2 separate regions of the Mus musculus genome follow, and region 2 is linked to region 1. Evidence: chromatin contacts called from ENCODE Hi-C or POLR2A ChIA-PET data. All regions are on one chromosome and are shown on one strand. The core of a region is the stretch at or near the end of the contact, and the rest is flanking DNA. Distances in the headings are between cores, read along the strand shown. Region 1 overlaps Mcu (mitochondrial calcium uniporter). Region 2 holds the start of Mcu (mitochondrial calcium uniporter).

Region 1 (3,280 bases), core at 275-2,774:
ACTCACGCCCCCACACACACTGACAACACAGGTCAGGACACTAACAACTTGAGACAGTTACAACAGCATCACAACTCCTACAGTAACAACTGAGAGGCTCTGACGTTTAGAGAAAACAAATAAAGAGATATATTCACAAAAGCCTTTGTGGCCATTTAGAACCGATACACAAATACTTTACTAACAAGCCTCCCTTTCACACTAAAAACGTCGGGGGAACATCTTTAAAACAAACAGATCTTGGCAGAAACTTGAGAAATATCTAAAACAACCAGCCCAGGAAAGCATTCTGATTCAAAATTAACCAAAAATTAGCCAAACACTTTCTCCTCCTACCATGGTATATCAGACATCAAACAGCAATGCCTGAACTATCTACTGTTGGGACTGCTAAATGTCTAGCCTAAAATAACCAAAGGAAAAGGGGCATACTGAAAGCCTCCTCACTCACAAATTAGTGCAAATTTTAAAAGCCTATGAGAGCCCCGCTTTGCTGTAAGGCTTTTTTTTAAAGATTATAATTTAATGACAACAGCTCCCCCTTCTCTGTCCTCCAAACTCTCCCATACTCTCCTCCTCTCCTCAGTCTCTGCTTTGATGTTTTTCTGTATCAGTTAAAAAAGCCTAATTCCAGGAGCCAAGCATGTCCTCACAGCCGTGTTACCCAGGGCTGCAGAAGGCAAGAGCAAAAGGATTGAGAGTTCAAAGACAGCCTAGGCTACATTAGTGACGTTTTGTGTAAGACAAAAAAGAGTAACTTAATTATTTTTAATTATAAAACTACAATCCAGGATAACTTCCAAAAGAGTGGTAGGGCATAACATCTCCTTCTTTAAAAAAATTGTGTGTGTGTGTGTGTGTGTGTGTGTGTGTGTGTGTTTAATGTATACTTTTTTTTTTTTTCAGGAAGGGTGTCATGTAGCCCAGGCTAACCTCAACCTCCTATTGCTACTGCTCCTGCCTTTTAAGATCTGGGATTTCAGGCAAGTGCTACCAGGCCTGGCTCTGAAATTTGAAAGCGTCCTAGGGACACATAAAAAAATCTGAAAATTGATCTGGGGTAAACACTTTTATTCCATCTCTCAGCCTGCTTGCCCATCCTGTGCATCTGCAGCAATGCCAGGACCACTGAACCTCTTAACTAAACAGGAAGAGCTGCTAATAATGATTTTCATAAGACCTACAAACACTCAATGTGCCCCGCATTCTAGCACATTGGTGACGTTCACACCAATCTGCTGCTTGCCAGACTCATCTTTTTAGTTTTCAAATTCCACGTCAAGTAACAATAAAGCCCCCTAAAATTTTTAAGTAAAATTGAGAGGCCTGAGCCACTTAAATAACCCCAAATCCTAAACTAACACTTAGTAAGATTAACAGTGGAGGAAGAGGGTGTGGCTTGGGGTTGGTTCCATTTACAACCTATTGACTGAAGTATCTTAGCAACACTTTCCCTAAACACTCCCAGAAGGCAAGAGTGGGTCAGAGTCCCGCTTACTCAATATGCATTAAGGGGCCAGCCCTTGGTCTCTGAGGATGTAACAGAAGCCATCTGAGGGACAGCAAAGATGTCTGCTTTAGCAGGAAACATTTTCACGAGAGATAGCAGCCTTTTCTCCCACTCGCTTCCTTTTAGAACTAGCATCCTCTGACATTACAGCCATGCTAGGCAGCAGCAGTCAGGGAGGAAATGAATCACAGAAATTAGTCAGGATTTCCTATTTAGTTACTTAATAATCCAAACCCGGAGGCAGGAGGTAACCCTGAGCAAGCAGAGCGATCTGCCAAAGCCAGGCTTTTTCTAGCACTTAAACAAGCTAAAGGCAAAAGGGAAACGCGCATATCCAAACCCAACGTCCACGTGTGCACTTGGGTCTGAAAGCACATGTAGGCACACACAAGAGGATGTGTCTTCCTGCCCACCACAAAGGCTGATGGCTGACATTCTTGGAAGACAGGCTAACAGGAGAGAGGCAGAACATGTATATTTCATCATAATTTTACAGAATTGAAGACCCAAAGACCAAACGAGAACCACACATTTTTTTTTTAGGCTTAGGTTTGCTGACTCACAGACAGCCATGTTGAGTTATGAGTAGACCAAAAGGTATGACGGAAGGCTAAAGACCACAGCCTGCCCAGATGTTTCTTTTCCTCCCTGTGTAGTACTTTGCCCTCCCAAGGCTGGGACAAGACCGCTGTGAGCTGGTCTACATGGCCTTATCTTTATGGCTAGCAGAAGGACAGATCAGCAGGGGAAGATTAAGGTAATATTTGTAGGTTTTATGGCTGGCTTTGGAAGAAAGGGCTCTGGTTTCTGTGACCTCGCTTGGGGAGGAGGAATGAATTCTAGTTTCTGTGCTTTGCCTTGGGAGAGAATGAGGGAGGGATGACACACAGGAAAAAGACAGGAAATGAGCGAGAAACCTTCGCACACTGTTTTCTGAGCTCCAGCATATGAAAAGGCTGATACACCTAGAGATTTCTAGTCACTGACTATGGTTTGGATTGTTTTTTTTTAGGAACTTCGAGGAACAAGCTGTGTGTTTCTGTTGGTACACAGGTTTTTAGAGACACGGTCTCATGAAACCCAGGCTTACTACTGAGCTGAGGGTAACTTTGAACTTCTGATTTGCCCGTCTCATTTTCTGCAGGACTATGGGCAACACCAAGCCTACTTTATGCCAGGCAGGACATTGAATCCAGAGCTAGGCAAACTCTGGGATATATCCTCAGACCTAAGTTCTTTATGTTGTAACTGTTTTAAAGTATTATTGTTTATTTGCAAAACAAGAGCATTGCTTTACAACTGTTTTTTTATAGAGTAATATATATTCACTATAAAAGCTAAAATTGCATGCAGACATACATAACAGAAAATGACTTTTCTGCAGTCCCATTAACTATAAATGCTTTAAACTCAAAACTGTGTCATGTTCTATTATTATAAACTCTCAAACGTGCAGGATTCACAAGGTATTATGCAGACTCAAGCACATTCTCTGCCTCTGCTGGGAAACTATTGGTGTTAAAACAGTCTAGCAATGCACAGCACACACTCGTCACAGCTGGTGCTTATAAGTCCTGTGACTAAGACCTGAGTACCAAGGCAGACCACTAAGTTCTGAATCTAATAGTGAGTGGCTACTACCTTCCTATAAAATTATCCTCTTTTTTTCTTCTAAATACACAAATTCTAAATATTTAATCCTTAAAATATACTGGTACCCAGCCATGGATACAGTGCGGCAGCTGGATCACAGTCCATGTTCAGTATGTT
Region 2 (3,280 bases), core at 229-2,728, 39 kb after region 1:
AACTATAGAAAAACTCGGCTCTCACCCAAAAGCTTTAGCAAAGCAATGTCAGTATGCCAAATATGAAAAAGTACAATCTTCTCACAAGAAGGAAGCTCAGGTCCATCACTACCACTAATAATAGCAATACTATCTTGTATTCTCAGCGCCTCGGTTCTTTTCATAGTGCGTTCCCACAATTTTATGCTACCACAGGTCTAGGGCTATCCTCTCTGCAAAGCTCTAGTCCTTTCCTCTTAGGAGACAGGGAAACAGAACAAGACAGATCATGATGCACGGGCTGAAGGCAGCACCTTCTCTATTGGGCCAGCTGCAGTGAGCCTTCTCATCACACTACACAAGTTCACCTTATGAAATTAAACCTACACTTGTTCTCTCAAGAGTTGGCCAGAGACCAACACATATGGGCCTCGAAAGTCCAAAGGAAGGGAACCTGCTGACCTGTTAGGTCAAGAACTCCATGCCAAGCTCAGGTACCATACCGCCAACACTACACATACACACGCCCCTGGGCTACTGACAGAATTCCTTCTTTGCCAAGCAATGAAACCCGGCAAGAACTGATTAATGGAATCACTAAATCTCTCCCTCTGTGAACAACTTGCCATGCCGCCTCTCTTGTGCCTGCTGCCCTTCCTTTGGGCACGCGTGCACAACCCTCGGAAGGGACCACCGGGATCTTTAAGAACCCGAGGGGATGGTGTTTGCCTCCTGAAGCAATGCAGCATCCACCTCGAGGAAGCAGAACACGCACAGGCAGGGGACCTGATCAGAGAAGGATAAAGTTTGATTTTCCTCCCTGCGTGTTCCTAGGGGGCCGGGAGAGGGCGAGGCAGCAGCCTCCTGGGGTCCCGGGGTGCTCTCCGGGGACAGTTCCCAGCAGCATGGCACTGCCACTCTCCTGACACACCGGCAACCGCGGCAACTCCGGACGCTCCAACCCGCCCAGAGGAGGTGAGAAGGGGACAACTTGCACCGGGCTCAGTTCGGGAGCATTGGAGCAAAGCTGTCAGAAACGACGGAAGGAGGGACCGAGCCCGGAGGCGGGTCAGGGAGAGGTTCAAGTCCCGTGCCTTCCCCGCCCTGGCGTCCCCAGTCCTGCGGGAACATCCCTGCTGTCGCCCCTCCTCCTCCTCTCCTGCCTCCCGCCCGCCCTGCCTTCTCCGCCGCCGCCGCAGGCGCTGAAGGACACGGCGGCTCGGTGGCCCGCCACCCCGGGGCGGCCGCGAGTTGAGGGAAGTCGCCGGGCGCCCCGGCCTGCCCGCGGCTCCCCACGCCGCCCCGCCCTCCCCGGAGCCGCGCTCGCTCACCGTCCGGTGCTGCTGGTGCGGCCGGTGGCGGCTGACGCCCAGCCCGGGAAAGCAGCCGGCAGTCAGCGCTCCGCAGCCGCCGGCGCCCCCGCCGCCGCCCCGGGAGCAGAGCAGCAGCAGGAGCGATCTACCTGCGGCGGCCGCCATCTCTCAACTGGAAACGGCGCTGGCCCAGGCAGCGCAGCGGACGGCAGGGGCGTGGCCAAGACCCGCCACTCAGCCTCACTAGGCCAATTGCAGTCCTGAGTCAAGCCTCTGAGGCGGGGCTTCCTGCAAAGTCCAATCAAAAGGCGGGAGAATCCCGGCTTCGGGCTGTCTGTCACTTCCAGAGTTACCTTACGGGCAAATTCTAGGGGACCGGTCTCTGGCGTTCGAGCCTCTGGGAATGGAGCAGTAAGGGATTGCCCGTTCGATTTGGCTAATCTTTACCAAGTGACTTGATAAGAGAGCTAGGGGAAATAGATACCTGTGCAGAGCTTGTTCCGAGTTGAGTTCTGAGTGTTCTAAGTTGTCTGCCTAAGCACCCAACTGGTCATTTTAAGGAGGTTGGCTACAACTCTCGACCGCATGTCTAAAGTTAGCATCCATAACAGATAGCATTTGGATGTGCCGAGACTAACCCTGAATTGTAAAGTTATCCAATGGCAGTGCTGTGTAGCATGGTATTAGGTAGAATGGTTGTAGCTTCAAACTCCCAGGATGAGTACCTGCCATTGGGCTGAATGAACAGAACGCTACACAATTGAAACATCTGATTCTTTTCCCCAGCACCCTTAGATCCGCATTCCTCTCTAAAAGCAACACTGTTCGTTACCATGTTTGACCTTGGTCTCCCTTTTAAAATAAACTACAAAAACAGAAGACGCCAGCAATGTAATAAAGCCATGTAAAGATGAACCAAGTTTCATAATTTTGCTAAGATAGCAAGTAGAACACAGTTGAGAATAACTTTTTTTTGCGGGGGGGTCGGGGATACGGGGGACTGTCATTATGTTGCCCAGCCTGACCGGCAATGCTCTATGTAGCCCAGGATGACCTCAAACTCACCTCCAACCTCACCATCCCCAGTGCTGGGGGTTATAGGTATGGACCATCACACCCAGCGTAGAATTACCCTTTTTGTTGTTGTTGTTGTTTTGTTGTAGTACTTCGGATTTTTGTTGAGATTAAGTCATACTACATCCTGAGGCTAGCCTTGAACTTATGATCGTCCTGCCTCAGCCTCCTGAGTGCTATGATCACAAGCATGAACCATCATGCCTGGCTTGGACTGACCTCACTCAACTTTCTCTTGAAAACACGACTTGCCACAGGACAAGGTTTCTCAACCGATGGGTCGCGACCCTTTGCGTCAAAAGTTTTTTTCACAAGAGTTTCCCAAGGCTATCCTAAAACACAGGTATTTACATTATGATTCAAAGCAGTGGTAAAATTACAGATATGAGATAGCAACAAAAACAGTGTTATGGTTTAAGGTCACCACAGTATGAGGAAATGTATTAAGGGGTCACAACATTAGGAGGGTTGAGAACCACTACACAAGAAACTAAGTTCCTAGCAATGGTTCGTTGAATGTGGTGTAACAAAGGAAACCTGCAGTTCCTCTACTTTCTTAGACTTCCGAGCTGTTTCTTATTAAGAGCCACTCAATTCTTTCAGCTCCTTTTTAAAATCCAAGTGGGGGAAGGTTTAGATTTTTAAAAATTCTAATAAACATCACTGTAGGCTATATAACCCTACATGAAGTTTTAAAAATTAAAATTTGTATTACTTGTTCTAATAATATTCTTTAAAGTTTGACTAGAATTTGCTTCCTTGGCCAACTTCTCAGTTAATTCTTTGGCCAGAAAAGTAAGATGGTGGGTTTCTCCTGGTGACCCCCAAAGAGCTTTAAGTTCCACAAGAGAAACCTGGGACCTGAGGAATGAGCTCCATCTCAACAGCTGAATGCAACAAGCCCCCATTTGGAA

Evidence for each region. A loop is a pair of places that touch in the nucleus more often than their neighbours do. ChIA-PET counts read pairs that join two places held with the same protein, here RNA polymerase II (POLR2A).
Region 2: a loop to region 1 is called in a map of heart, with 3 times the contacts of the local background. The contact joins the promoter of Mcu here to the enhancer-like site in region 1. A Hi-C loop is called at or near these places in 6 of 37 maps with a recorded cell type or tissue (gastrocnemius, heart and left cerebral cortex). POLR2A ChIA-PET finds 5 or more read pairs at or near these places in 3 of 5 experiments (Patski and embryonic stem cell).

What each region holds. Positions count from the first base shown.
Region 1 is chr10:59,576,512-59,579,791 of GRCm38, forward strand. All of the region lies in intron 1 of Mcu (mitochondrial calcium uniporter), which reads right to left. It overlaps Gm40671 (a long non-coding RNA gene), which reads left to right. Exons shown (of 2, transcript XR_871744.3): 1 at 1-2,267. Among named protein-coding and RNA genes, the nearest start is that of Gm40671, 2.7 kb to the left of the region's middle. Within about 2 kb of position 1,525, at least 2 of the 3 ENCODE cell types and tissues checked have a DNase peak (open chromatin) inside an H3K27ac peak, as active enhancers do; they include heart and left cerebral cortex, where a contact is called at or near this core.
Region 2 is chr10:59,615,214-59,618,493 of GRCm38, forward strand. Mcu (mitochondrial calcium uniporter) reads right to left here and starts at 1,479. Exons shown (of 8, transcript NM_001033259.4): 1 at 1,311-1,479. The coding sequence starts at 1,457.